Linked DNA regions of Homo sapiens: region 1 is linked to region 2. Evidence: chromatin contacts called from ENCODE Hi-C data. All regions are on one chromosome and are shown on one strand. Each heading gives the region's core, a stretch centred on a gene start or an enhancer-like site at or near the end of the contact. The rest is flanking DNA. Distances are from core to core; before and after follow the strand shown. Region 1 holds the start of FAM162B (family with sequence similarity 162 member B). Region 2 holds the start of VGLL2 (vestigial like family member 2).

Evidence for each region. A loop is a pair of places that touch in the nucleus more often than their neighbours do. Pooled maps may share reads with other maps.
Region 1: a pooled map shows a loop between it and region 2 (5-fold over the local background). The contact joins the promoter of FAM162B here to the promoter of VGLL2 in region 2. A Hi-C loop is called at or near these places in 5 of 50 pooled maps.

Annotation. Positions count from the first base shown.
Region 1 is chr6:116,764,288-116,767,079 of GRCh38, forward strand. FAM162B (family with sequence similarity 162 member B) reads right to left here and starts at 1,432. Exons shown (of 4, transcript NM_001085480.3): 1 at 1,118-1,432; 2 at 860-968. The coding sequence starts at 1,289. LOC105377963 (a long non-coding RNA gene) reads left to right here and starts at 2,081. Exons shown (of 3, transcript XR_942910.3): 1 at 2,081-2,252; 2 at 2,356-2,434; 3 at 2,779-2,792. RefSeq lists an enhancer at 453-967.
Region 2 is chr6:117,263,941-117,266,894 of GRCh38, forward strand. It overlaps VGLL2 (vestigial like family member 2), which reads left to right and starts at 1,618. Exons shown (of 4, transcript NM_182645.3): 1 at 1,618-1,904. The coding sequence starts at 1,824. It overlaps LOC105377964 (a long non-coding RNA gene), which reads right to left and starts at 1,134. Exons shown (of 2, transcript XR_942911.3): 1 at 635-1,134.

The DNA.
Region 1 (2,792 bases), core at 182-2,681, 500 kb before region 2:
GGTTTTAGTCTTTTATTTTTAAAAGATAAACTTAAAAAGTAGTAGATTGATTTTATTTTTAGTTTCCGTCCCTCTCTTTTTTACCCAATCCCTTGTAAAAATGCTGCGAAGGTTTTTGGGCTTGGCAGAAACAGAAACTTTGGAAAGATTTTTTTACAGGTTACATTTACTTATTATTAGCATTTATTTTACAGGTTACATTACCTTAGAGGGGGAGTTATTAGTTTGAGTTTTATCATCTGTCTTGGTGGGTTTAGCATGCTGAAGAGGCCCACAGTGCTGACACTCCCGCGCGTCCCACCCTGAGTAAACCCGGAGCCTAGAGGGCTGCAGAAACACGTCCGCCAGGCGTCTCCTGCCCCAGAAGAGGAGGCCGCATGGATGCGTCTTTTTTCCAGAGACCCCCCCGCCACAGCCGCCCCGCAAGCCAAGATCAGAGAACCCCTTCCTTGGGTGGGGTAGGGGGACGCCCCCGGCCAAAGCCTGGATTGCGGTCTGGCGTCCCGGCAGCCATCCGGATGCTCGCGAGGACCGTGGCCTGTTTGGCACAAGAGCCCCACTGCCTCCCAGTTCGGAGCTTGCTGGGGACCGGCAATCTGGGCGGTGCTGGAAGTGTCCCCTGAACCTCTCAGTTTTCACCCACCTTCTGCAATCTCCCTGTAAGCTTAATTGACTCTTGACACACCGCACTGGAGGCGGGGTGTGTGTGTGGGTAAACTCCGTGTGTGGTGGGTGATATTGCGAAGTGTTGGCACTGCGGCCGCTTTCGCTCCTAGGTGGCCGCGGTCGGAAGGTGGGTCACCCCGCACCCTTGCGGCCGGGGACCGACTCTCCTTCGCGCGGCGGTCGCCACACTTACGGGATCCGAGGCGGGATCTCCTCCATCGATTTGAAACGCCCTGTCCACAGCAGGATTTTCTTGTCGAACTGCGAAGGCCTGCGCTGCGTGGGGACTCGGTGAATCTCCCCTGCAGCGAAAGCAACCCAGATGGACGCGGGAACTGACGCACCGGCACAGAGGATCAGCGCGCCCTCAAGCCGACTCCCGGGCCGGCCCCTCGCTGCCCTCCCGCAACCTCCTCCCTCCCAGGACCTCCCCGTCGGAGCCCTGGCTCACCGTGACCTTGGGGCCCAGAATTGCTGGGGGCCCCGCCGCTGGAGTAGCAGGGGAGACCCCGGGGCGGAAGAGCCGGTGCGGGCCGTCGCGTGGCCTCGAGAGGCGCCCCGGGGCCGCAGCGGACTGTTAGCCCGCGGCCAAGGCGCAGTAGGCTCCCGACCGCCCTGAGCATGCTGCCCGCTTGTCCCGCGCCGCACCCGCACCTCCGGACCCAGCCACAGGCGTTGTCCCCGCAGCTCTCCTCGTCCCGCCCCGGCCTGCCGCGCGCTGGAGAGCCTGGGACGTGCAGCTGGAACCCCTGGCGCTCGCACACTCAGCTCGCTATCCCCGTCTCCGCCCCCGGCCAGCGACCCGGGATCAGGGCGTCAAGCCCCGAGGGGCTGGTTCCTCAGGAAGCAGCCTGCCTCTGTTTGAAACAGGCTCACCACCGCCTGAGGCAGTGCGTGTAGCTCCTTTTAAATTCTTTGTATTGAGTAGAAATGTATTCCCGCCAGGCTTTTAGCCTTTGATTCCATCGTTTGTTCCCCAGGAGAATAAATCTAAATCCTCTCTTCCAGGAAGAGACAACAATCCTTCAAGTGCAGGAAACTGAAGACATTTCCCAATTAAGTGTTAAGGGCACTCCACTAACTTCTGGATGAGATTTCTTGAAGTTAGCTCCTCACCTCATCGTCTCCCACCCCCATACCTTTTCTCTTTCCTACGGAAAACAATCTCAATTCCTCCAAGTGCCTTTCTCTATCTTTTCTTCTTCTTTTCAGAGACAGTCTCTGGCTCTGTCACTCAGGCTAAAGTGCAGTGGCATGCTGATAGCTCATTGTAACGTCGAACTCCTGGACTCAAGTAGTCCTCCCACCTTAGCCTCCAGAGTAGCTAGGGCTTTGGTCGTGCGCCAGCACGCTCCGCTATTTTTTTTTTTTTTAAGAGATGGGATCTCACTATGTTGTCCAGACTGGTCTCCAACTCCTGGCCTCAAGCTATCAGCTGGGCTCTGCCTCCCAAAGCACTGGGATTACACGTATGAGCCGCCATGCCAGCTTCCTACCTCTTCATCTCTTAGCCCACAAACTCTCCACACTCCCTTCAAAATGTGCCTTTCTTCTGTCACCTTCCACCATCTCCTCTATGCTAAAAGGTAAAAGAATCTACTATTTTCAGGCATTAAATGGTAACAGGGATTCAGATTCAATGATTGGAGAGAAGGGTTGTACAAGCAATTTACTTATCTTGTTCCACAGACAACAGACCTCCTGCCAAGTCAAAGTGCTCATCAGCCCAGCACCAGGCCGAGCTCACCCTCCTCTGCTATTACTGCCTGTGAGTTTCCCTCCTTATCTAGACACTGCTTTGCACTTGTTGGATTTCTAGATATTTTGCTTCCTAACTAGACTGTCAGGCTCTTGAAAGCTATAACTTTTCTGTAACTGCCAGCTCAGTTTTTTTTTCTTTTTACATAACCGTGTTAAACAAAAAAAGAGGGGTTAATAGCTCTGTGAAGACATACATTTAGAGGAGCGCTTGCAGAAGGAACATGGGCTTTGCCTTCACACCTAGGTTTAAATCCCGGATTTGTGACTTAAAAGTTGCACAATCATGAGCAGTAAATCATTTAAGTTATAAGTCTTGGTCTCTTTTGTAAAACCAGAATTCCTATCTTTTAGGTTTATTCATGCAA
Region 2 (2,954 bases), core at 368-2,867:
ACTTTTCATTGATTAGAAAACTTTACATAGATTACATTGTTGTTAATTAAGGAAATTGTCGAATCGCTCAAGATGGCTCACCAGTTACAAGCATTTGGAGACACGGAGCCATTTCCCATCTATAAATTGGGCAACACCAAAACTGCAACCCTAAAACAATTTGGCTTAAAATACTCACTTTTAAAACACAAATAGATCTTCAAGGGTTCATTTATTCACAGTCTTATAGCCTGAGACTCTATAAAGACTTTCTGTTGTATTTAAGCTGGGGAATAACTAGGGTTTGAAATCCATGCTGCCTCTTTCTTGAGTCTAGACTCTTAATGCTCCCAACCTGTTCCCTTGGTCCCCCCAAGTCTGGCCCGCCTCTATTCCCGTAATGCCCCTTCCGCCACCTGACCCAGCCATGGAGATAGCCTTGTCTCAATGCATTCCTAAACTTATAGAACTGAAGACTCCACTGTTACACCCCCTTTCCAGAGGGCTTGGTGGGGGGTAGGCTTGAGAAGGATGGGTAGGGTCGCAGGAAGGAGGGCGAAGCCAGCAGACCTCTCAGGGAGGGCCGGAGAGAGAAAGGGGTGAAGGTTTTATAGTTGGAGTGCATATACTTCCAGCTCTCCAAAATGAAACATACCATCGCAGCTGGTATTACCGGCTGAATAGGCAGCAAAAGACCTCTCTGTGTACGGGTCCTAGTATGCTTCTTCTTAGCGCCAACGAGTCCTTGTCCCCAAAGTTGCCAAAACTTTAAAGGACCCCGGCCAAGGAGACCCCAGCATGAAAAGCCAGACATCCGAGGCCGGGTAAAGCCTCCTGGACTCCTCGAAAGCAGCTCACACCGGGAGCAGCCGGAAGCGGGCGCGATCTATGCGAAGCTAACGGGTTCCGGTGGAGAACATCAAAGAGAAAGGAGCAGGATCGAACTTTAGAGGGGCAGAAGGGCACGGCCCAAGAGAGCAGAATTGGGGTGTGGGACAGGCGGCGGGAGGACCAGGTTAGAGGGAGCGAAAGGAAGTGGATTAGAGGACAGCGGTTACAGGTTTCAGCCACTGCCATTTCCCCGCAGAGGTAGCTCTTCTGCGCCCTGGAGGGGTACCCGGACTCCCACATCCTGTCTGCCACGACCCGGACTCCCTAGGGGATTCCAAGGGACAGCACCGTCCTCCCCATACATCATCAGGAACCGAAAGCAGAGAATTTGCCCCACCTCGGCACTTCTGGAAGCACCCACTCAACTACAGTATGAGACAAGGGCTTTCCTAAGAGACCTTTCTCCAACTTTCTTTCTCTGCGTGTATGAGCCCGGATCCCTTCGTCCCCGCCTCCTTCTCTCTCTCTCTTTCTCTCTCTCTCCTATTTTGTCCTGGGAGATTCCTACTCGCGGTGCGAAGCCTCGGATCCGCTGGGAACCGCATAGTCTCCGGCACCCTTGGCCGCATGCTTGTCAGAGGTGGGCCCCGGGAAACACACTCGCTGCCCCTCCAACAAGCGTCCCTCGCTCCCCATTGGCCCCCCGGTCCCCGCCCCCCACCGCCCCCTCCCGCTCCGCAGCCCCCGAGTGGCGTCAGCACGCCCGCCGGGCATGGGCTTTAAATGCCCACTAGCGGGAGCTCAGGCGCTTCTGCCCTGGAGCGCGGTCGGGAGTAAAATCGCAGGAGTGGGAGGGTAGCGAGCCAGCTGGATTCCGAGCCGCGGAGCGCGCTGGCTTTGCTCCGCCTGATGACTCCAGAGCGCGGGTCCAAGCGCCGCCCATGCAGCACCCCTGAGCTCCGGGGAAGGAGAGTTAATGAAAAAACACTTAACCGTCTCCGCTGCGGAGAGTCATGAGCTGTCTGGATGTTATGTACCAAGTCTATGGTCCTCCGCAGCCCTACTTCGCAGCCGCCTACACCCCCTACCACCAGGTACGTGTCTCCTCTGGGGACTTTGGGAAGGAGTGCGCGCCCCCCGTTTGCGGCGGCATGGCCTGTACGCCAAGGTCTGCTGTGCCTCCGCGCGTCTCGGGCGTCCGACCACGACCGGCGCAGCCGGGATGCGGGGATTGCCGGAGCCGCCCCCAGTTGGTAGTGCAATTAGCTAACCCCTTTAGCTCGCCTGTTTGCTCTCGGGAAGCAGCTAAGCCCTGCTAATGTGAGCCTAGGTCTTCCCTGGAATAATCAGAGGAAGATGGCACGGGCTGGATTTTCTTCTTAGGGTCTGTCGGACTCCAGATTCTTCCAAGCCAGGTGCAGGTACCAGGAAATGCAGGCAAAGCTGACGCAGGAAAAACCAAACTTTGGTCCCAATGGTGAGAGTAACAACAAAACCAAAAGCGAAGGCCAGCCAGCCTCTTTCTGAGATGCAAGGGCCGGTGTTCTCATCCCTGCAAGTTTATCTCAGGAATAATTTCTTCCGTTTCAATTCTCTGGCGACCAGGGCAATTAATTCCAGATCCAGAGAATTCATTTCAAAGAGCACCGCGCAGTTTTATAATTTTTTCCTTTGCGAAGTTCTGGGAGCATTATCCGGAGTGCGAATGACCCGGCAGAGGCGAGCCTGATAGACAATACTTTGCCTTTCTCCAGCCTGAGTAGGTGAATGGGGAAGCCCTGCTTCCAACAAACACTTTAAGAAGACCACTCAACCCGGGTTCTGCAAACTCTTCAAGTTCCATTTAATTCTGCCAGTTTCTCTTGTCTTCAGGCTGCGTCTGTTTGAACCATTTTCCTTCCATTTCCTCAGCTGAGGTAGCAGAAACTGAGGACAGTAGTGCAGGAAAAGAATGAAATCATACACCTGGGAGGCTGTAGGGGTCCCCTCCAGGTTGGAAAGTGAGAGCTTGGTCACCTGCTTTGGGGAAATTGAAATACACCCCAATGCCCCAGTGGATGCTTTTGCTAATTTTGCCTGCAAATTTAAAATGTCTATTCGAAAATTTCCCGATAAATTAATGATGGACCGGATAGGGTTCACTT